3 separate regions of the Homo sapiens genome follow, and regions 1 and 2 are each linked to region 3. Evidence: read pairs that join two places in POLR2A ChIA-PET (ENCODE). Cell type or tissue: PC-9. All regions are shown on one strand. Region 1 overlaps GCN1 (GCN1 activator of EIF2AK4). Region 2 overlaps CABP1 (calcium binding protein 1). Region 3 overlaps PXN (paxillin).

Region 1 (8,000 bases), 76 kb before region 3:
AGAGAACACAAAGCTCTGGTTAGATCCTGACATTCTCAAGTATCTCATCACTGGCCTAAGGGGTCCCTCTTGTGAGAGTGCCTCCAAAAAATACAAATCAATGCCCCAAATTTCAGTGTTAAGCATAGAGGTCCCACTGATCACGCAACCCCACTTAAAACCCTTCCACAGCTTTCCATGGCCCCCGGGATAAAGTCCAAAGTCCTTCGTATGGCTTATAAGGTCCTGCCCACCACTCAGCTGGCTGCGTCTCACTCTAACCCATTCCTGCCACTCCAACCCCGCTCGCCTCCTCTCTGTTCCTGCCCACAGGCTGCTTCCTCTGCCCAAAATGCTCTGCCTCACCTCTTGACCTTGCTAATTCCTCTTCACTCTCAAAGTTCCTTCTTTAGAGTGATGTGTTCTCTGACCCACAGCCTAAATCAGGTCCTTCCGTTGTGGAGTCTCACGACTTCTCACACTTTCCCTTTGTAGCACATACTAGTTATAATTAGCTAGACTATCTGTTTAATGTCAGTTTCTCAGACTCAGTTCCATGGGGGCAGGGGTCATAGCTCCCTTACTCGCTGGTGTACCCCCAACACCGAGCACAGTGCCTAGAACATGGCAGCCACTAAATTGGGATGAATAAGTGACTGCATGAACAAGCAAACTATCACCCAAGCCAGAAACAGAAGGGAAACTTTCCAGCTCCTAGAAGTTCATGTATCATGGCAAAAGGCCAGAGTCTCACATGAGAAAACCAACAAGTTTCAGATAAGGTCAACAGCTAGGGTCACCAGGGCAAAGCAGGTTCCCATTCCTTCCCTCCAGCGAGCTCCCAACATCCCCAACATAGCAAACCCACAGTCACTCTGCCTTGGCACTTGCCTTGTGCTGACTGACCACGTCCATCTCCTTGTGACTCGTGCAGAACTGCACCAGCAGCCCCAGCATGCCAGCATAGTTCTGGTTGGGCTCTAGGCTGAGAATGGCTGACAAGTACTGTTCCACCAGCCCGGGGTTCTGAAGAGGAAAGTGCCAGGCAGGTGTTTAAGATGGCAGTGGGGGAGTGGCATGGAAGAAGCAATGCCCACCAGCCCCTGCAGTCCTGTCACCTCTTTCCACAGCTTCGTGAGTTTCTTCACAGCACCATCCACGGCGTGCTTGTGGGAGCCACCCAGCACCTCCAGCAAGAGCAGGCACTGCACTTCCACCTGCCAGGACCAGGGAAGACTCAGGTCAAGGTGGGACATGAGACTGAGGGTCCCATGGCTCTCATAGCCTGTAAAGACCTCCATCAGACCCTCCAAATCCTGGCTTCATCTCCACTCAGCCTCTCCCACTCAACTCCAGCCAGCTCCTCTTCCCTCCACCCCACACATTTAGTTCTGTCCTTTAACGACACTGTTCCCACTAGTGTTCGTTTAATAAATATTTGGTGATCACCTATTATGAATCAGACAATGAAGGCACAAGGGGAGGAAGACAGACATGGTCCCTGCTTTTTTTTTTTAAGACGGAGTCTCGCTCTGTCGCCAGGCTGGAGTGCAGTGGCACAATCTCGGCTCACTGCAACCTCCACCTCCCGGGTTCAAGTGATTCTCCCGCCTCAGCCTCCCAAGTAGCTGGGACTACAGGTGCGTGCCACCATGCCCAGCTAATTTTTTTTTTTTTTTTTTTTGAGACAGAGTCTCGCTCTGTCGCCCAGGCTGGAGTGCAGTGGTGCGATCTCAGCTCACTGCAAGCTCCGCCTCACGGGTTCACACCATTCTCCTGCCTCAGCCTCCCGAGTAGCTAGGACTACAGGTGTCCACCACCATGCCCACCTAATTTTTTGTATTTTTAGTAGAGACGGGGTTTCACCATGTTAGCCAGGATGGTCTCGATCTCCTGACCTCATGATCCGCCCGCCTCGGCCTCCCAAAGTGCTGGGATTACAGGCGTGAGCCACTGCGCCCAGCCGGTCCCTGCTTTCATGTACCTTAGAATTCAGAGGAAAAAAGAGATATTAAACAAATAAATACACAAATGAACATACAATTTCAGTGAGGTTTAAGTGCCATGCAGGTAAAGAATTAAGGGTCCTGTTTCATTTACTTCTTATCTGCCTTGACCTGTCCTTCATTAATTCCACAAATACTTACTGACCACTGCATGGCAGGCTCTATGCTGAGCACTGTGAATACAGAAGTGCATCTTGATATGGGGATTCGAACTGCATGGAGCTCACACCGTCCAACCCAGATTGACATACATAATAGGTCCTTGACTAAAAAAATCTCAGAGGCTGCCAGGCCTAGTGGCTCACACCTGTAATCCCAGCACTTTGGGAGGCCGAGGCAGGCAGATCACCTGAGGTCGGGAGTTCAAGACCAGTCTGACCAACATGGAGAAACCTCATCTCTACTAAAAATACAAAATTAGCTGGGTGTGGTGGCGCATGCCTGTAACCAAGCTACTCGGGAGGCTGAGGCAGGAGAATTGCTTGAACGCAGGAGAATCGCTTGAACCCAGGAGGCAGAGGTTGCGGTGAGCCGAGATCACGCCTTTGTACTCCAGCCTGGGCAACGAGAGCGAAACTCCATCTCAAAAAATAAAGGCCAGGTGCAATGGTTCACGCCTGTAATCCCAACACTTTGGGAGGCTGAGGCAGGCGGATCACAAGGTCAAGAGATCGAGACCATCCTGGCCAACATGGTGAAACCCTGTCGCTACTAAAAATACAAAAATTAGCCGGGTGTGGTGGCAGGCGCCTGTAGTCCCAGCTACTCAGGAGGAAAATCGCTTGAACCCAGGAGGTGGAGTTTGCAGTGAGACGAGATAGCGCCACTGCACTCCAGCCTGGTGACAGAGAAAGACTCTGTCTCAAAAAAAAACAAACAAAAATCTCAGAGACTTTATGTGCCATAAATGCCCAAGGTCACTAGTGAGTCGTGTGAACTGCCACCCTCAGAAAACAGATATGCTTGTGGCCGGGCGCGGTGGCTCACGCCTGTAATCCCAGCACTTTGGGAGGCTGAGGCGGGCGGATCACGAGGTCAGGAGATCGAGACCATCCTGGCTAACACGGTGAAACCCTGTCTCTACTAAAAATACAAAAAAAATTAGCTGGGCATGGTGGCAGGCGCCTGTAGTCCCAGCTACTCGGGAGGCTGAGGCAGGAGAATGGCGTGAACCCGTGAGGCGGAGCTTGCACTGAGCCGAGATTGCGCCTCACTGCACTCCAGCCTAGGCGACAGAGCGAGACTCCGTCTCAAAAAAAAAAAAAAGAAAAAGAAAAAGCAAGCAAGCAGATATGCTTGTGGAAAGCAATGCTGATAAATTCCATTTGCATGTATACAAAATGGCATATGTACAAGGTTATTCTTTGCAGAACTGTTAGTAACAATAAAAAACCGTAAGCAACAGAGGACTCCCTATATATAGCATAGTATAGAAAGGATTACTGGCTGGGCGTGGTGACTCACACCTATAAACCCAGCACTTTGGAAGACCGCAGCAGGTGGTTCCCTTGAGCCCAGGAGTTCGAGACCAACCCGGGCAACAAAAGAAAACCCCATCTCTAAAAAAATACAAAAATCAGCCAGGCATACACCAGCATGCCTGTAGTCCCAGCTACTCAGGAGGCTGTGACAGAAGGATCGCTTGAGCCCAGGAGGTCAAGGCTGCAGTGAGCTGAGATCATGCCACTGTGCTCCAGCCTGGGTGACAGAGCAAGATCTTTGTCTCAAAAAAAAAAAAAAAAAAAAAGAAGTCTGCAGAATCATGGTGTGTGTATAAAAAAATTTTTTAATACATTTTTTTAAAAGTAGGCTGGGCACGACCAGGTGCAGTGGCTCATGCCTGTAATCCCAGCACTTTGGGAGGCCGAGGCGGGCGGATCACCTGAGGTCAGGAGTTCGAGACCAGCCTGACCAACATAGAGAAACCCCGTCTCTAGTAAAAATACAAAACTAGTCGGGCATGGTGGCACATGCCTGTAATCCCAGCCACTTGGGAGGCTGAGGCAGGAGAATCGCTTGAATCCAGGAGGCAGAGGTTGCGGTGAGCCGAGATCGCGCCATTGCACTCCAGCCTATGCAACAAGAGTAAAACTCCGTCTCAAAAAAAAAAAAAAAAAAAAAAGTAGGCTGGGCACAATGGCTCATACCTGTAATCCCTGCACTTTGGGAGGCTGAGACAGACGGATCACCTGAGGTCAGGAGTTTGAGACTAGCCTGGCCAACATGGTGAAACCCCATCTCTACTAAAAATACAAAAATTAGCCAGGTGTGGTGGCATGCACATATAGTCCCAGTTATACTCAGGAAGCTGAGGGTTGAGAATTGCTTGAGCCTGGGAGGCAGAGGTTGCAGTGAGCCGAGATTGCGCCACTGCATTCCAACCTGAGTGACAGAATTACACTCTGTCTCTCAAAGAAAACAAAAAAAAAAAAACAAAAAAAACCACTCAGTGCAGATAAGCCAATGAGCTTGCCCCTTCTTACAAGGAGGCTTTTGGTAACAATGACACCCATTCCCTGAAGCAAATCCAAGAGAGTCCCAGCTCACAATACGTAATCCTTGACCCTCAAGGTTTCAGCATTCTAATCCATCATCAATCAATTATACTGACAGCCATTCCATGTTTGTCCCCAGAGGTGCGCTGGATAAGCTCCCAGGGATGCAGCCCTCTATCTAACCAGCAGGCTGCTTCATGGAGCGGTACTTGTGTTTCCTAAGGCCGGTCATCACTGGCACCTACCTGCCTGGGACTCTCCAGTTTCCACAGTCATCTCAACCCTCAACGAAACCTGGCTTTGCGACAACTCTTTGAGGTGGACAGGGTGAGTAGTATTTTCTTTCCCACTTTGCAAATGAGGAAATGGGCTCAGAAGTTAAGTGACTCAGCCAAGTCTCATGGACAAGAATCAGATCCAAGGCCTGGCAAAGTGGCTCACACCTATAATCCCAACACTTTGGGAGGCCAAGGCAGGCGGATCATCTGAGGTCAGGAGCTCAAGGCCAGCCTGGCCACCATGGAAAAACCCTGTCTCCACTAAAAATACAAAAGAATTAGCCAGGTGTGGTGGCAGGCACCTGTAATCCCAGCCACTCGGGAGGCTGAGGCAAGAGAAACGCTTGAACCCAGGAGGCAGAGGTTGCAGTGAGCCAACACCACTGCACTCCAGCCTGAGCAACAGAGCAAGACTCCGTCTCAAAAAAAAAAAAAAAAAACTACTCCTCATGACCTACACTAAAAAACCACTCCTCATGACCTACACTAAGCCTACCCAGGCACATGTCTGCTCTGCTCACCTCCCAACCTGGTGAGCAGACATGGGGAAAGAAAAAGAAGAGAATATGGAAGGAGCAGGTAGAGAATGGAAAGAGGGAATTTAAGAACCAAAACCAAGACAAAAAATCCATTCCATTCACCAGTTCAACACTGAAATCAAACACAGGGAATGGAATGATCAGCCAGAAAAACACCAAGAGGATTTACACTATGATATTTTCTAGTCTACTTGATTTTTGGCTGTCTTCCCAACTCTGGCCTGTCACGGCTTCCACACATGCCATGAAATCAGGGGCCTCATTTCTGTTGTGCATCACTGCATTTCTAGTGCCTAGCACCATGCCTGACAGAGAAGCTCCAAAATGTCTAATACACCAAACAATGTGATTATGCTGCACTCATGGCCATCCACCAAAGCCACACACCTCGGGACAACTCAGAGTGTCTGGTCACCCAGCACCCAGAAAAGCACTTGGCACCAAGAAGGTGCTGAAACATGCTCTAACTCCTGGCAGAAAGCTGACCCTTGCTACTTCAGAGACACAGGGAACCTACCAGTTTGTTCCAGATGTCTCCTTGTCGCTTGGCTCTCGATGGAAAGACAATGCGCACCAGGAGGCAGGTCCAGGTCAAGGCCAGCAAGGCGGCAGAGCCACTGCTCTTACTGCAGAGCAGAGTTGGGGATGAGTTCAGAGCAGCAGCCTCCACCTTGAGGACGAACACTGTCCCTAAGGCCCCGCCTGGTAATGCAGGACCCTCCCTTCACCTCATGGAACAGAACTTGAAACAAGTTCCCCACAAACCATCTGTGGCAATTCAGGACAAGAAGTCCAGGCTTCAGTGGCCAAACTCCCATCTCTTGGCACTGACAACTATAAAAACAAACAGATGGCTTCCACCATTAGGGGCCTGGTGGGCAACTGGTTCCCCTCAAAATGGCCTTGCTTCCACTGTTTCCCAACCCTGCTCCTCGGGAAAGTGGTTTTCTCCACTAAGCTTGCTATCCTGGCTCCTCCCTCTGGTGCACAGTCAACTGCATCAGCTTCTCCTGAGCAGGACTGTACCAATTCTCAGGGGGCCACAACTTTTACCTCTTACCTGGGAACACCTGCTTTGGAGCCTATACCAGAAGACTGCAGAGAGTGTAGAAGGTTCTTAGCAGTGGCTTCTGGCTGGGCCTCAGCCAACTGCTGGATGGCTGCCTGCAAGGCCCTGCGGGAGGCTGCATCTCTAGGGGGAGAGGCAAAGGAAAGGGTGAACATGCAGACCTCAGGCAGAGGCAGGGGCAAGGCTGCTCAGGCCATACACTGGTCTTTCTCAGGAGAAACTGATCACACCATATTCCAGTGGATAACAGAGAAGGGATTAGGAAATAACTAGATAAACTCACCTCCTCCTAGAGTTCTAAAAGTATCTCATAAGGGCAAATAAGCCATTGAGTGTGTAAGGGCAGCACCTACATTTATGGAGCAGTTATAAGGGTCTCAAAGTAGGCCAGACGATTTAACACACATGACTAAATGGCAGCATAAACACATTGACCACTATGGCACAGCAGGCAACTGTTCCAGGCACCTCACGCTTACTAACAACCACCCATGAGATAGAGAATGGCACCATCCCCATTCTGCAGACAAGGAAACTGAGGCACAGAGAGGTTAAGTAACTTGCCCAGGATCTAATGGCTAGGATGTGACATAGCCCAGATTTGGCACCAGGCAGTCTGGCTCTAATCTGGGCTCTAACCACTACTCTAAATCCCCTCTCTGTACAAAGTGCTCCACATATGGGGCCTTTGGCTGGGACTCACCTATATCGATGCAGAGTCAAGCAGAACAATTTGCAGAGCCCCTTCACTGCTCCCTCTGGAAGATCTGAAACCAGAGATTACACAGACAGCGGTCAATAAAAATCACTTGGTAAGCCGCTGGAGTCAGGTATTCTGCCCAGACATGATCTCAGCCCACTGGACACTCCCCATATATTTAAGACCTTCCTCCCCAAGAGGAAAAAGCAACAACAAAACAGGACTCTAGGAAAATGCCTGGTACAGAAAAGCTTTGGGTAGACATTTGCTAAATGAACGAAACTAAGAAAATAAAAGTGGCCTCGAAACCTCACATGCCATCAAGAGGAGGTTCAGGAGTGCTGGAATGGTTCTACTTCTTGATCTGGGTGCTGGTTATACTGGTGTTTAACATGTGATGATTCAGTGAGCTGTTCCATTAGGAGGCGTACCTTTCTTCACATACATTCTAATAAACGGTTTAAAAAACAGTGCAACACTGAAGTACTATGAGGGACCAGAAAAGGGAAGAACACCTATAACTGGAGTGTTTCTGAAAGTCTGAAGGACACATAAGCTTGGCCTATCAGATTAGTAGGCTCTGGAAAAATGGAAAGAGAGGGAGATACATGTAGAGTGCAGGGTTAAGAAGGCATAATACCTATTCAGAACACATGAAGAAGAAGAGAGGACTAATAACACCCTAGCTCTTAGTGCTTACAAGATGCCAGACCCTGCTCTAGATCATTCATACACATTCACTCATTTAATCCATGTAAGGTGGGCAGTGTTATTAAGGCCCCCCCGCCTTTTATTTTTCAGACGGAGTCTCACTCTATCGCCCCGGCTGGAGTGCAGTAGTGCGATCTCGGCTCACCGCAACCTCCGCCTCCCAGGTTCAAGTGATTCTCCTGCCTCAGCCACATGAGTAGCTGAGACTAAAGGTGCGCACCAC
Region 2 (8,000 bases), 400 kb after region 3:
AATGACTTAGCCCTGGAGATTGACTGAATTGGGAGGTTGGGAGCATTTTGGGAAAGGATGTTGTCTCATTAGGCTCTGAGTGAACACTTCCCATTGGTGAGAATAGAAGCCCCCCGCTGCCCCTGTCTCTTCATGCACTTGGGTGTGTGATTCTGTGCATATGTATGTGCCAGTGCGTGCGTGCGTGTGTGTGTGTGTGTGTGTGCGCATGTGCCACACAGAGGGCATCACATTCAGCTCTCCCCGGAACCACCATTTCCGTCAAGGATTGGAGACTCTGTCTGTTGGACCAATTTGATGCCTGTGCACGCTCAGGGCTCTCTGAACCCCGCTCCTTGACTCTCAGGGTCCCCTCTTGCGGAAAGCCCCTCCCGGGACCAGGAGCCAGGCTGGGCAGGGAGGTGACACCCTGCCTCTCTTTTGCATTTGCTTGGTGCTGGCTGAAGATGTGCCAGGAGGAACAGACCAGCTACATGGTGGTGCAGACGAGCGAGGAGGGGCTGGCGGCTGACGCCGAGCTCCCGGGACCGCTCCTGATGCTGGCCCAGAACTGCGCAGTCATGCACAACCTGCTGGGCCCTGCCTGCATTTTCCTGCGCAAGGGCTTCGCTGAGAACAGGCAGCCTGTACGTAAGTTGGCCCAGTGGAGCCCGCTGAACTTGGCTTCACAGGGCGTGAGGAGGTGCTGGGATGAAGAAGGGGTCTATACAGAGCTCACACCCCCAACTTATGAATCTGATCCCCAAAGTTTTCCACTCATGGCTACAAAGTGCTGGTGAGTCCATATCCACGAGCAAAATAATGATGATGATAATAATAATAATAATATCAGATACATTGTTTTGAGCACTTACTAGGTGAGCACTGTGCCTAGTGTGTTGGCGGATTGCCTCATTTAAGCCTCAGAGCAGCTCTAAGAGGTAGGTGCTTTTATCATCCCCATTTTACAGATGAGAAAACTGACTTGGGCTGGGCGCAGCGGCTCACGCCTGTAATCCCAGCACTTTGGGAGGCCGAGGTAGGTGGATCACTTGAGGTCAGGAGTTTGAGACCACCCTGGCCAACATGGTGAAACCCCATCTCTACTAAAATACAAAAATTAGCTAGGCATGGTGGCGGGTGCCTGTAATCCCAGCTACTCAAGAGGCTGAGGCAGGAGAATCGCTTGAACCCAGGAGGCAGAGGTTGCAGTGAGCCAAGGTCGCGCCATGGCACTCCAGCCTGGGTGACAGAGTAAGACTCCAACTCAAAAAAGAAAGAAAGAAAGAAAACTGGAGTGCAGAGGTCACATGCTCGAGGTAACAGCTTGTTGGTGGTAGAGGTAGGATTCACACTTGGATAGCCTGACTCAAGAGCCTCTTGTGCTCCTAATGACAACTCTGTATACGTGGCACTGTCCGGTAGAACTTTCTACAGTGATGGAAATATTCTAAATTCCGTGCTGTCCGATACAGTAGCCACTAGCCACATGTGGCTATTGACCACTTGAAATGTGGCTAGTGCAACTAAGGAACTGAATTATGGATTTTATGTTATTCTTACTCAAATTTACATAGCCACATGTGGCTAGCGGCTAGTGAATTGGCCAGCTTTCTACAAGTAGCTAAATAGTTCAAAGAGAGGAGAGGACTAATGAGGATGTTATAGAGGTAAACATTTGTAGGTTGCATTTATTGAATGCCACATGCTAAACACTTTAATATCTTGTCTCACTGAATGCACACTAAGGCCCTGTGAGGTGGGTACTGGTATTAACCCATTTTACAGATGAGGAGACTGTGGCTCAAACAGCAGAGTGACCTGCCTGAGGAAGTAGATCTGAGCTTCATACTCAGGTCTGTCTGCCTCTAGAGTCCAAGTGCGTCTCCCCAGCCACATGTACTGGGGAGAAAGGCGTGTTCCTGCACCCCATTCCACCTGACCCTGAGTTGCTGCACGTGATCTTCCTGGCACATTAGTGGGCATCCCTGGCTCTACTCCAGGGCAGAGAACACACATAGCTACTGCTGTGCATGGGGTGTGTGATCCAAGGACCAGCCATCAGTGCTCAGCAGACCAGCTCTGGTGGCGGGCACACTCCGTGAAGGGGCACCTGGCTTTGCTGCCCCCGGGGCTTTGGGTGTACAGGAGGAACGGAAGGGGCTGCCATGGGGTCAGCAATGCCTGTTCCTCCCGAGTCCTGCAGAACTGGGCCTTGGAGAAGTGGGAGGCTGCTTAAGGCCTGATGCGTGGGAAAGGATTTATTGGGTCTCAGTAGCTGGTCCTAGGGCGTGTGCTCTGCATGTATGTGTACACACGTGTGCTTACTCACTCGCTTTCACAGACTGCTGGTATGACCCATTGCACAAAACATCCTTTTTGGTCACCCAAAAACATCTACGAACATATGGGTTTGTGTTGGAATGGCTGTGACCTACCCTTAAGCCAGGCACCATCACCAGCTTTTTTTTTTTTTTTTTTTTTTTGAGACAGAGTCTCACTCTCTTGTCCAGGTGGAAGTGCAGTGGTGCAATCTTGGATCACTGCAATCTCTGCCTCCCAGGCTCAAGTGATTCTCCTGCCTCAGCCTCCCGAGTAGCTGGGACTACAGGCGTGAACCACCATGCTTGGCTAACTAAAACAAGGTTTTTTGGTAGAGACGAGGTCTCACTATATCGCCCAGGCTGGTCTCGAACTCCTGGCTTCAAGTGATCCCCTCGCCTTGGCCTCGTAAAGTGCTAGGATTACAGGCGTGGACCACCGTGCCTGGCCCATAGCGAGCTTTTTAGGTGAACGTCCATGCAGTCATCTCAGAGACACGCCTCCCTATGGGTGACTCCTACCCCCAGCCTGGCGGAGCTGGGAGCTTGCAGCCTGCTCCCTCCAAGCTCACACACACTCTCAACGCTGTCCTGCCACACAGAGCTACCTCTGAGCTCTTGGTCCTATGCACCTGGTTGTCCCATGAGATGTGACTCAGCAGCCCTTCCCTTTCTAGATGATCTGCAGATTTTCTGGTGTTGTCGTCTTTTGTCCTGGGGCCAGTTTGGAGTGGCTGTCTCTACTCATCCTGGCCCCGTTGGCTGGAACGGCCTGCATGCACAGTGGAGGTGCCACACGCTCACTGTGGCATGCCTGCGTGTCTGTGTTCGTGGGAGGTATGGCCATACCTGTGTGAGCCTCTTCAGGACGGGCACACCTGCCTGGTGTCCTCCCTGCCCAAAGGCAAAGAGCTGCAACATGCGGGAGGCTGGACGCTGAAGGCCACTTTTGGAGTCTACTAACCAGGTCCAGCTGGGCACCTGTATCCATTTCATGCCAGTCTATCTCCCTCCTGGGCAGGCCCAGGGCAACTGGCAGCTCACCAACCTGAGCTTCCTCCAGGCCTGCTCCTTGGAGATGTCTCTGCCATCTGTTCTGACGCCTAGATTCAGGGTTGCCTTGATTGCCCAGGAGACCTGGGCACTGCTTGAGGCTGGAGACATGTGCTTTTTGGACCCTGGCTCCAGCCAGAAGCACTGGTGGCCCCCGGGGTCCTATGTGGTGTCCTGTGATCCCATGACAGGGGAACGTACAGGGATGGGGGTCAAATTGGAGAAGGTGGGGCAGTGCCCGCGAAGCAGTCACAGCCCCATTCTGTTGCCACGTCTCCTCCTGACTCCTCCCTGTCCTCCTACCCTCGCTTCAGGATGGCCCTGCCTTCCCTCCCCTCCTGCGCCTCTTCTGTTGTCTTGCAGCCTCTGTCGCCCTGCTCTTCCTGTTTCATTGGGTGGTGCTCTCTTTTCCCTGTTGTGACCTCCCTGGACTCTGTTTTATTTGCAGGTTTTTGCCACCAGGCAAGCTCTGTTCTCTGACTCATTCTTTTTTTGTTTTTTTTTTTTGAGACAGGGTCTCACTCTGTTGTCCAGGGTGACAGAGTGCAATGGCACCATCATAGCTCACTACAGCCTCAAACTCCTGCTGACCCATTCTTGTATCTGGAACAAGGGGCTGGAGGCACAGAGGTTCTGTGCCCAGGCTGGTGGGGCTGGTGGCTTCTTGGGCATCTCCTGTTAGGGGCCCAGGAGCTTCTATGTCTAAGGGAGATGTGGGGCTTTCTTCTCCCCTCAAGGACCTGATCCAGGCACACCTGTGCTGCATCCTCGTCACCTCCTACCCAGTGCCTGCTGCCACGTGGATGGCCCCCAGGTTAGGTATTTTGTGACTTCCAGGTCCCTTGTCGCGGCTAATAGGACATGTTCTTTTGTTTCAGGATAGATCACTGCGACCAGAGGAAATTGAAGGTAAAACTTGGCCCCTTGGGGGAAAGGACTGCCTAGCCCTCTAGGAAGGTGTGGGAAGGGAGGTTGATGGGAAGAGAGGCCCCTGGAAATGGGGCCTGGTGCAACGCGGGGTATCTTCTGTGAAACCAGCTGCTGAAGGTGTGCACAGGAGGCAAGAGAAATGCCCCAGCATCCTGGGAAGCTCCTGGGCCTCTCTTTCCATGCCGGTGGGCCTTTGGGCTGCCTTTGCCCACAGAGGCTCTGCGGGTCCTACCCCTGACCACATCCACCTTTGCTCACTTCCCCAGAGCTCCGAGAGGCCTTCAGAGAATTCGACAAGGACAAGGATGGCTACATCAACTGCCGGGATCTGGGCAACTGCATGCGCACCATGGGCTACATGCCCACCGAGATGGAGCTCATCGAACTGTCCCAGCAGATCAACATGAACCGTGAGTCCCTCTACCAGGCATCTGCGTCCCTTCGGTCCTCACCCTTGCCGTCCTCTGCAGTCAGACAGGACTGGCTTCAAATTCTGCATCCACCTCTTACCAGCTCTGTGATCTGGGGCCAACCACTTACCCTCTCTGAGCCTCAGTTTCCTCACCTGTAAAATGAGGGCCGAATTGGAGGAGTGGAGCCCAGAAAGTAGATTAGGGAATATCTGTAAAACAGCCCAATAACTGGCTCACAGGAAGAACTGAACAGAGGGCTCTTGTTATTATTAAGTTTGTCTCTATCTGATGAGCAGGTCAAGGAGGGGTTGTCCATTCTGTCAGTTGTCTAGTTGGAGACAGGGAATGGGTATGTCGGGGATGACCTAGCCCTTTCCTCCTTTTCCAGTGGGTGGCCATGTAGATTTTGATGACTTCGTGGAGCTAATGGGGCCTAAACTCCTGGCAGAGACAGCAGATATGATTGGTGTAAAGGAACTGCGAGATGCTTTCCGAGAGGTAACGGACAGAGGCAGGCAGGCATGGGGCGGCTATTGGAATCCTATCTGCAGTATAAATACTTCAAAAGAAGCCTGAGCCTCAAGTCCCAGATCAGGGGAGGGAGCTTGGACAGAGAAAGGTCTCTGGTAAAGGGGGGCAATGACACTGGAGAAGGAGCTCAACTTTGGGATCTGCTGCTGCCAATCGCCATGCTGGGGCGACCTCTCCTTCCTTCCTGCCTTCTCTAGTTTGACACCAATGGTGATGGGGAAATAAGCACCAGTGAGCTGCGAGAGGCTATGAGGAAGCTCCTGGGTCATCAGGTGGGACACCGAGACATAGAGGAAATTATCCGAGATGTGGACCTCAATGGGGATGGACGAGTGGACTTTGAAGGTAGGTGGGGCTTGAAAGTGGGAGAGAAGCAAGCCAGCAGTGGCCATCCATGGAGCCCTCCAATTGTGTATCCATCATGCAACCATCAATCCGCCCTAATTTTCCAACCCCCAGCCCTTTCATCCTCTTATCCCTCCGTCCATGCCCCCGTCTAATCCATCTCCCATCCCTTCCCCATGCATCTATTCATGCATCTGTCCATCCATCTATCCATCCTCTACCTTTCCATTCATCTGTCCATTTATCCATCCATTCATCTACCTATCTATCCATCTGTCCACCATCCATCCATCCATCCATTTATCTACCCATCTATCCATCCATCCATCCTCTACCTATCCATCCATCTGTCCATTTATCCATTCATCCATTCATCTACCTATCTATCTATCTGTCCATCATCCATCCATCCATTTATCCATCCATCCATCCGTCCATCCATTCGTCTACATATCTATCCATCCATCCATCCATCCATCCACCTATCCATCCATCTGTCCATCCATTCATCTACCTATTCATCTATCTGTCCATCTTTCCATATCTATCTCTCCATTTTTCATCTGTTTATCTCCTTATCTGTCCAGATGCCTATTTATCCATTCCTCCATCTCTAAGCAATCATTCCTATAGCAATTTATCCATGCATTTATCTGTCCATTCGTGCATCTATTCATTCTTCTCTACATTCACCCATGAATCTATCTATGTATTCATCTACTCATATAGATCTCTCTATGTGTTCACACTTCTATACTTCCATTCACACATTCATGTCTCTTCGTCTGCATATACTTCTACCCATACTTGCATTGATCTATCCATCTATCTGTTCAGTCATTTCCTCATCTATATCCATCTACTCATCCATTCACCCATCCCTGTGTCCATCTGCACCCATCCTTCTCTATCCATTTATCTGTCTACCCACGCATGCATCCATCCACGGTAGGTGTTTTCTGAACATTACATTCCTCAACTGGACACTCAGGCTCCCTAAGATCTGACCACAGCTCACCTCCCCAGCCACAACTCAACAGTCCTTCATTCACACTCCACCAAAATACTTGTGATCAGTGAAGCTGCTAGGGTCCCTCTTGAATACACTGATCTTTTTGCCAGGAGGGCTTTTTTGTTGTTGTTTGTTTGTTTGTTTGTTTGAGACAGAGTCTCACTCTGTTGCCCAGGCTGGAGTGTGGTGGCAGGATCTTGGCTCACTGCAAACTGCGCCTCCCAGATTCAAGTGATTCTCCTGCCTCAGCTTCCCAAGTAGCTGGGATTACAGGCGCCCACCACCATGCCCGGCTAATTTTTGTATTTTCAGTTGAGACGGGGTTTCACCATGTTGACCAGGCTAGTCTTGAACTCCTGACCTCAAGTGATCCACCCGCCTCGGCCTCCCAAAGTGCTGGGATTACAGGCGTGAGCCACTGTGCCTGGCCACCAGGAGGGCTTTTATCCTGTTCTTTTTTTTTTTTTTTTTGAGACAAAGTCTCGCTCTTGTACTCCAGGCTGGAGTGCAATGGCACGATCTCAGCTCACTGCAACCTCTGCCTCCTGGATTCAAGCGATTCTCCTGCCTCAGCCTCCCGAATAGCTGGGATTACAGGCGCCTACCACCACGTCCAGCTAGTTTTTGTATTTTCAGTAGAGATGGGGTTTCACTATGTTGGCCAGGCTGGTCTGGAACTCCTGAACTCAGGTGATCCACCCGCCTTGGCCTCCCAAAGTGCTGGGATTATAGGTGTGAGCCACTGCATCTGGCCTATCCTGTTTTTTACTTGGGCTAAGTTCTGTTAGCCCAAGGGACATTCTTCATGACTCGACAGTGGGACTCCTTCTTCTAGCACCCTTCCCTGGTTCCTCAAACTGAACTTCCTCTTTTCTGGGTTTTCACAGCACGTCAGGCTCACCTGTTCTTCACACTGTCCCCTAACTGCTGGTTAGAGTTGTCTTCCCAGTTGACTCTGAACTTTGAAAGAAGAACCCTATTTTCTTAATCACTGCATTTCTTGCATAACACAGCTAGTGCTCAGTGAAAGGTTATTTATTTATTTATTTATTTATTTATTTTAAGACAGGGTCTTGCTCTGTCGCCCAGGCTGGAGTGCAGTGGCGTAATCTCGGCTCACTGCAACCTCCGCCTCCCGGGTTCAAGTGATTCTTGTGGCTCAGCCTCCCGAGTAGCTGGGACTATAGGGGTGCACCACCATGCCTGGCTAATTTTTTGTATTTTTAGTAGAGACAGGGTTTCACCATGTTGGCCAGGCTGGTCTCGAACTCCTGGCCTCAAGTGATCCACCCGCCTTAGCCTCCCAAAGTGCTGGGATTACAGTCGTGAGCCACCGCGCCCAGCCTCAAAGACTTTCTTTTTAAAGAATCAATAGTAATCATAATAGTTATAATTTACTGTACACTTATGTGCAGT
Region 3 (8,000 bases):
CCAGACACAACAAGAAAAACATTGCATGATCTCACTTATATGTACTATATACATATATTTATTTATTTATTATTTTACTTATTTTTGAGATCGAGTCTTTCTCTGTCACCCAAGCTGGAGTGCAGTGGCGTGATCTTGGCTCATTCCAGCCTCCACCTCTTGGGTTCAGGCGATTCTCCTGCCTCAGGCTCCCAAGTGGCTGAGACTACAGGCCCGTGCCACCACGCTTGGCTAATTTTTATATTTTTGGTAGAGAGGGTTTCGCCATGTTGGCCAGGCTGGTCTCGAACTCCTAACCTCAGATGATCCACCCACCTCAGCCTCCCAAAGTGCTGGGATTACAGGCGTGAGCCACCACGTCCAGTCCAATATATATATTTATATATCTATAAAGAGGTCAAATACAGAGATCGAGAATGAAACAGTGGTTACTATGGGTGGAAGTGGAGAATGGGGAGACGTGGGTCAAAGAATACTAAGTAGCAGATACACGAGATGCACAAGTTTAGAAATCTAATGTATGATATGAGGGCTGAAGTTAAGAAAATCGTACTCGGGATTTTCGGATTTTTGTTACATAAGTAGATTTAGCTGCTCTTGGCACACAGGAAAGTAGCTGTGAGATGACTGACAGGTTAATCTGCTTCACTTTAGCAACCACCTTACTATCTGTACGTATCCTATGACAACATGTTGTAAACCTCGAATATACACAATAAGGTTTAGTGGTTCTTTTGTTTTTGTTTTGTTTTTTTTGAAATGGAGTCTCGCTCTGTCACCCAGACTGGAGTGCAATGGTGTGATCTCGGCTCACTGCAACCTCCGCCTCCCAGGTTCAAGAGATTCTCCTGCCTCAGCCTCCCAAATAGCTGGAATTACAGGCACGTGCCACCACGCCCAGCTAATTTTTGTAATTTTAGTAGAGACGGGGTTTCACCATGTTGGCCAGGCTGGTCTTGATCTCTTGACCTCAAGATCCACCTGCCTTGGCCTCCCAAAGTGCTGGGATTACAGGTGTGAGCCACAATGCCCGGCCTAAGGTTTAGTTTTTTAAAAAATAAAGAAGCACATGAAAATATTTCCTCAAGCTTAACGTGCTACACAAATGCCCATTATCTAATACAGGCCCAGAGAAGAGAGGGGGCGCTAACAGAGAACAGGCAGTAGATGGGGCCTGGGAGAGTGAAAAGGAAATGAGAAGGGAGTAGATGAGAAGGGAGAGTGGAAAGGAAATGAGTTGAGTCTCTGCTGGTGCGCAGACCGGAAGAATCTGGACAATAGAATTCACGTCAGGGGTGGAAATATAAATTTGGGAGTCACCAGCACACAGGTTATAAAAGAGGTCATGCAGTTGATTAACTGACCGAGGTGCATAGTTGAAAAACAAGGAGTTCAGAGAAATCCTTTGGGAAAACACCCAGGTGCACCTCCACTCAGGGATCAGAGGAGACTTGGGAAAAGAAGGTGGGAGGGTCTCTGGAGAAGCAAGCGGAGCTTAAGGAAGGGAGAAAAAAATATGCAGCTAAAGGGTGAGACAGGTGTCTCAGCAAAAGAGCAAACGTGGAAGAATGGGTCAGACTGTGTTAAAATTTAAAAAGGAACAGGCCGGGCGCGGTGGCTCACACCTGTAATCCCAGCACTGGGAGACCGAGGCAGGCAGATCACAAGGTCAAGAGTTCAAGACCAGCCTGGCCACTATGGTGAAACCCCATCTCTACTAAAACCACAAAAATTAGCTGGGCATGGTGGCGGGCGCCTGTAGTCCCAGCTACTCAGGAGGCTGAGGCAGAAGAATCACTTGAACCCGGGAGGCGGAGGTTGCAGTGAGCCAAGATCATGCCACTGCACTCCAGCCTGGGTGACAGAGAAAGACTCTGTCTCAAAAAAGATAATAATAAATTTAAAAATAAATAAAATAAAAAGGAGCAAAGTAAAAAAGTTAGTAAGTGCAGGTCAGGCACAATGGCTCACATCTGTAATTCCAACACTTTGGGAGGCCGAGGTGGGCGGATTACCTGAGCTCAGGAGTTCGAGACCAGCCTGGCCAACATGGCAAACGAAACCCCATCTCTACCAAAAATACAAAATTAGCCAGGTATGGTGGTGTGTGCCTGTAATCTCAGCTACTGCGGACTGCGGGGGGTTGGGGGGGGTGGGGCGGAGGCAGGAGGATCGCTTGACCCTGGGAGACAGAGGTTGCAGTGAGCCAAGATCATGCCACTGTACTCCATTCTGGGCGGCAGAGCAAGACTCTCTAAAAAACAAAACAAAAAACTGAAGTTAGTAAAAGCAGAAAAGTAAAAAGAGGGAAACAGGCAAGACACATGGTGGCTCACACTTATAATACCAGCACTTTGGAAAGCCAAGGCAGAAGGATTGCTTGAGGCCAGGAGTTCGAGACCAGCCTGAGAAACATAATGAGACTCCGGCTGTATAAAAAATAAAAAATTGGCCAGGCATGGTGGCACGTGCCTGTAGTCCCAGCTGCTCAGGAGGCTGAGGGCAGGAGGATCGCTTGAGTTGGAGGTTACAGTGAGCTGTGATCAGATCACTGTACTTCATCCTGGGCAAGAGAACAAGACCCTGTGAGAAAAGAGAAAGAAGAGAAGAGAAGGAGAGGAGAAAAACGGAACCAGAAGAAAAAGGAGAGCCAGGTGGACCTGCAGATGGGGACATCGGGGCCACATGGGGCCACAGCCATCTACACTGACAGAAGATGATGACCATGAGGTATAAAAGGGGGTAGAAAGATGGGGACGTGGGGGGTGGAGTAAAGCGTGAGCAAATAGAGGCCATCCTTGAGGATCTGTCTACTATGTGCTAAGCACCTCACTCAGTCTCCCAACAATGTGGAAGGCAGGCATTACACCCATTTCATAGCCTGCTTTCAATAGGGTTTTTTTTTGTTGTTGTTGTTGTTTTTGAGACGGAATCTCGCTCTGTCACCCAGGCTGGAGTGCAGTGGCCTGATCTTGGCTCACCGCAACCTCCGCCTCCCAGGTTCAAGGAATTCTCCTGCCTCAGCCTCCCGAGTAGCTGGGATTACAAGCATGCGCCACCACGCCCAGCTAATTTTGTATTTTAGTAGAGATGGGGTTTCTCCATGTTGGTCAAGCTGGTCTCGAACTCCCAACTTCAGGCCTCAGGTGTTCCACCTGCCTCAGCCTCCCAAGGCTGGGATTACAGGCATGAGCCACCGCGCCTGGCCTCAGTAGGGTTTTTATGTTTTAGAAGAGGCCAAAGTCTCCAAGGCTCATTCAAAACAATACACACAGACCGGGATCCAGAAGAGAATCGGCCTGAAGCTCCCTGGAGCTCCCTGGAGGGTTCCACCCCCCTTGCTCCAGCTCACCCAGAGTTCTACGATTCAAAACAGCTGGAAATGTGTGCCCTGCTCTCCCCAACAAGAAAACAGAACAGAACATGGCTGTTTCTGCCAAGCGAATTCTGAATAAGCTGCATTCCATTTCATTAAAACAATTACCTGAGCTCCAGCCAAGAATTACATAAAGCTTCCTCCCAGCATCACCCCCTCCCCCATAAAACACACATCATGCTGCTTTCAAATAGGCAGAGTGAAGCTCTGAGCCCTCGCTAGAAGACCTCATAGTCCTCGCCAAGTGGCCAGCCTCGGCATCTCTGCACGCTGACATAGATGACATGAGGCTGAAAGAAGACCTTGGCATGAAGCCCTCCCCTCATGAGAGCCTGCTGGCTGCCCGAAATGTTTCTAGTAGGCACCAGGGCCCTCACCTCTGCCTCAGAGCCAAGAGGGCCACTGGTGCCAGAATCCAGCTATTTCCCCAAAACAGACTGGAGGTCCAAGAGGGCCAGCTTTGAGTCAGCACAAACTAGACAGGAGGGACCAAGGGAGTGGGGATTCCAGGAGGGGGAGCCTGAAGGCTGGAAAACTGGATGGTCAGACTTGAGCTATAAGCAAAAGCCTGGGGACACTCAGCCATCACTGCCCACAGGTTAATGGTGTTCCACTGGCCACAGATAAGGGGTTCATGATGTGAGGCAAAAGACATCTCCTCCCCGCCCACAGGCCTCAAGCTGCCCAGAGACCGTTCCCTGAATTATGTAAAGCCTTGCTGTGGCTGGGCACCGTGGCTCACACCTGTAATCCCAGCACTTTGGGAGGCCAAGGCGGGCGGATCACCTGAGGTCAGGAGTTCGAGACCAGGCTGGCCAACATGGTGAAACCCCATCTCTACTAAAATTACAAAAATTAGTCAGGCGTGATGACGCACGCCCATAATCCTAGCTACTGCGGAGGCTGAGGCACAAGAATCACTTGAACCTGGGAGGCAGAGGTTGCAGTGAGCCAAGATCACACCATTGCACTCCAGCCTGGGTGACAGAGTAAGACTCCGTCTCAAAAAAAAAAAAAAAAGTCTTGCTCTGCATCCCATCAGCCTAGACAACCCATCTCAAACTCCAACCAGAGTTCGGCATCTCACATGCTTCAACCCTGGTCTGATTAATGTCATCATGCTCAAATAACTCATGAGGCTGCCTCCACACCTATGGACACACACTGTCTCTGGGCCTGTCTTTTTTCTGCACAGGTCACAGCACTGTGCTCCCCATTTCCCAGATGATAGTCAGCAGTCACTGTCACCTGAGGCCCCCCCAGCTACTGTCTCTGCTCACCCAGTCTTCCCACCACCTGCTCAATCACAGGAGACCAGCAGTCATTCAGGCCAACCATAGGCAGGCGCAGGCCAGCACCTAGGCCCAACAACTCCAAGCCCATCATGGAAAAGCAGGGTTTCCTTACTTTTCTCCAACTTTTCATTATAAAAATGTCTAAGCACACAGAGAAGTTGAGAGGCCCGGGTACTCTCACTTAGATTGAATGGCTGTCATTGTTTTACCACTTTGTGTAAACGCATGGCCCTTGTGCTCTCTGCCCTTTATGTGTATATCCTTTTTTTCATTATATCATTTAAAACTAAGTTGAGCTGGGTGCAGTGGCTCACACCTGTAATCTCAGCACTTTGGGAGGCCGAGGTGGGTGGATCACCTGAGGTCGGGAGTTTGAGACCAGCCTGACCAGCCTGACCAACATGGAGAAACCTGGTTTCTACTAAAAATAAAAAAATTAGCCAGGCGTGGTGGTGCATGCCTGTAATCCCAGCTACTCGGGAGACTGAGGCAGCAGAATCGCTTGAACCCAGGAGGCAGAGGTTGTAGTGAGCTGAGATGGTGCCACTGCACTCCAGCCTGGGCAACAAGAGCAAAACTCTGCCTCAAAACAAACAAACAAAAAAAAACAAATAAAACTAAGTTGAGGCCAGGTGGGGTAGCTCACACCTGTAATCCCAGCACTTTGGGAGGCTGAGGCAGGTGGATCACCTGAGGTCAGGAGTTGAAGACCAGCCTAAACAATATGGTGAAACCCCACCTCTACTAAAAATACAAAAATTAGCCGGGTGTGGTGGCATGCACCCATAGTCCCAGCTACTCAGGAGGCTGAGACAGGAGAATTGCTTAAGCCCAGGAGGCGGAGGTTGCAGTGAGCCAAGATCGCGCTGCTGCACTCCAGCCTGGGTGACAGGGCAAGACTCTGCCTCAAAAATAAAAAATGAAAAAATAAAAATAAGTTGCAAGACATCATGACACTTCACTCCTAAATACTTTAGCATGCACCTAACAATAACAATATTCTCCCATAAAACCACAATACCACAATCACACAAGAAATAAGCATTAAAAGTCCGTCTTTAAGGGAAGATTTGGCCACTGGGGTTCCACTGGGCCTGGCCAACCGCATGTTCTGTCTACCACTGGCCCAGCATCCAAGGCCTCCCTGGAGAGGCCAGCCCTGAGCACCACTGGTTAGGCAATCGGTTAGTTAGTTGGAAGACTTATCAGGGTATGAATGTACACTCAAGGCCAGATATGAGACTCCCAACAAGACCCAGACTGCAAAAGGCAGAGTGGACCCCGTGAGGCTGTCGATGGAGTCTCAGGGCCCATCCCAGGTGAGGAGGGCACCCTGAAGCCATTTCCATGACTTGCTTTGTGAACATTTCTGAGAAAACTCAGCTTCCTGATTCTCTCTTCCTCTCCCCCTCCCATAGGACATCCTTCATTCTCCACCATAAAGTTTTCAACAACTCCCTCCTCTGGATACGGGAAAGACAAGGAGCATGTTCGGGTGCAGCGGGGCTGGGGGCACAGGAAGGCTTCTGATTCCTGAGCAGAGGAGGTGGCAAGGGACCACAGGGGACCTGCCCCAGGTTCTCCTTGGCAGTGGTGCTGTAAGCTCACTGCTCTGTCTCAAGAGTAACAGGTGACTGGAGAGGTGACCAGGGAGGGAGGATTGGGGCCTCCCCTGGAACAGGAGACACTCCCCCCAGGACCCTGCATCCCATCCTGAGTGTGTGTCCCCAAGAAAGAACAAAAAGGCCGGGTGCAGTGGCTCACGCCTGTAATGCCAACACTTTGGGAGGCCGAGGCGGGTGGATCACCTGAAGTCGGGAGTTCGAGACCAGCCTGACCAACATGGAGAAACTCCGTCTCTACTAAAAATACAAAATTAGCTGGGCATGGTGGCTCATGCCCCCAGCTACTTGGGGGACTGAGGCAGGAGAATCGCTTGAACCTGGGAGGTGGAGGTTGTGGTGAGCCGAGATCATGCCATTGCCCTCCAGCCTGGGCAATAAGAGTGAAACTCAGGAAAAAAAAAAAAAAGAACAAAAGACAGACAAGAAGCTGCAGAGAACAGGGAAATGACAGATGTGGAAGACAACAGAGAATAGGGTGGGTGCAGAAAAATGTTAGTGTCCTAGAAACAGAAAACAGTCAAACCAATGGGCAACCCATATCAGATGCAGTATTATGAACAGAAGTGTAAAGAATGCACCAGGCACAATGGCTCATGCCTGTAATCCCAGCATTTTGGGAGGTTGATGCAGGCACATTGCTTGAGGCCAGGTGTTCAAGAACAGCCTGGGAAACATGGTGAAACCCTGTCTCCACAAAAAATTTCAAAAATTAGCGGGGCGTTACGGCATATGCCTGTAGTCCTAGCTACTCGGGAGGCTGAGGGAAGAGGAACACTTGGGCCTGGGAGGCAGAGGCTGCAGACCCTGTCTCCAAAAAAAAGTGTACAAAACAGTTGGCTGCAAGTCCCGCTCAGCAGCCAGACCACCTGGATTCAAATCCTAGCACTGCCATTCACTAGTTGTAGAACTTGGGCAAGTGGGCTCACCTCTCTGTGTCTCAGTTTCCTCACTTATAAAACAGGTAGTAGTAATACGACTACTAATAAAACCTGCCTCATATGGCCAGCTTGATTCAAGCAAACAATGCATGTAAAGTGCCCAGCACAGTGCCTGCACATAATAAGAGCTCAATAAATATTATGAGAAAAAGTTCTGTAAACACTGTAAAAAAGAAAAGTACCCCCTAGGCCAGAGTGCAGTGATGCGATCTCGGCTTACTGCAATCTCTGCCTCCCGGGTTCAAGCGATTCTCCTGCCTCAGCCTCCTGAGTAGCTGAGACTACAGGCACGCGCCACCACGCCCAGCTAATTTTTGTATTTTTAGTAGAGATTGGGTTTCACCACATTGGCCAGGCTGGTCTTGAACTCCTGACCTCAAAAGATGCACCCACTTCAGCCTCCCAAAGTGCTGGGATTACAGGTGTGAGCCACCATGCCCGGCAGATTTTGTTATTATTAATGAAGGCACTGAGACTAGGATGATCCCCGGAAAGGCTGCAATGAGGCTGGAAGTTTATTCAACATCTCTGGAGCGAGGTAAAGACGCAAGAGAAGCTTCAGAGTCAGATACTCCAAGCAGGATGACTAAATAGGAGAGGAGGGCTGCTCAGTGGCCCACCAATAACTCTGGCCTTCCATCAGCCTCTCCAGCCAAGGGTACACCCAGTCTCTTCAATGCATGACCATCACTAGGGAAGCTGGAAAAAAGGAATACTGAGATATTCCCTCAAAAGACCTTGAACCTATAGTGACAGGGCTTTGGGT

What was found. ChIA-PET counts read pairs that join two places held together with the same protein. Peaks named below come from ENCODE experiments on the same cell type or tissue, not always from the same donor. Only the 100,000 strongest peaks of a DNase experiment are listed, where the experiment ranks them.
Region 1: POLR2A ChIA-PET joins it to region 3 with 15 read pairs; 13 of 35 experiments call an interaction of 5 or more read pairs at or near these places.
Region 2: POLR2A ChIA-PET joins it to region 3 with 26 read pairs; 2 of 35 experiments call an interaction of 5 or more read pairs at or near these places.

The regions. Positions count from the first base shown.
Region 1 is chr12:120,177,755-120,185,754 of GRCh38, forward strand. GCN1 (GCN1 activator of EIF2AK4) reads right to left here. Exons shown (of 58, transcript NM_006836.2): 3 at 7,070-7,133; 4 at 6,358-6,489; 5 at 5,815-5,923; 6 at 1,098-1,196; 7 at 871-1,005. Among named protein-coding and RNA genes, the nearest start is that of GCN1, 13 kb to the right of the region's middle. RefSeq lists an enhancer at 6,453-7,652. In PC-9, no CTCF peak of the experiment used is centred here; DNase peaks (open chromatin) are centred at 4,487 and 4,757; H3K27ac peaks cover 3,200 bases.
Region 2 is chr12:120,655,647-120,663,646 of GRCh38, forward strand. CABP1 (calcium binding protein 1) reads left to right here. Exons shown (of 6, transcript NM_001033677.2): 2 at 4,232-4,262; 3 at 4,550-4,693; 4 at 5,085-5,194; 5 at 5,425-5,572. Among named protein-coding and RNA genes, the nearest start is that of CABP1, 19 kb to the left of the region's middle. RefSeq lists enhancers at 2,706-3,207, 3,208-3,707. In PC-9, no CTCF peak of the experiment used is centred here; no DNase peak of the experiment used is centred here; H3K27me3 peaks cover 1,650 bases.
Region 3 is chr12:120,253,813-120,261,812 of GRCh38, forward strand. The region is part of intron 1 of PXN (paxillin); the gene reads right to left. Among named protein-coding and RNA genes, the nearest start is that of PXN, 7.9 kb to the right of the region's middle. RefSeq lists an enhancer at 6,374-6,940. In PC-9, no CTCF peak of the experiment used is centred here; no DNase peak of the experiment used is centred here; H3K27ac peaks cover 427 bases.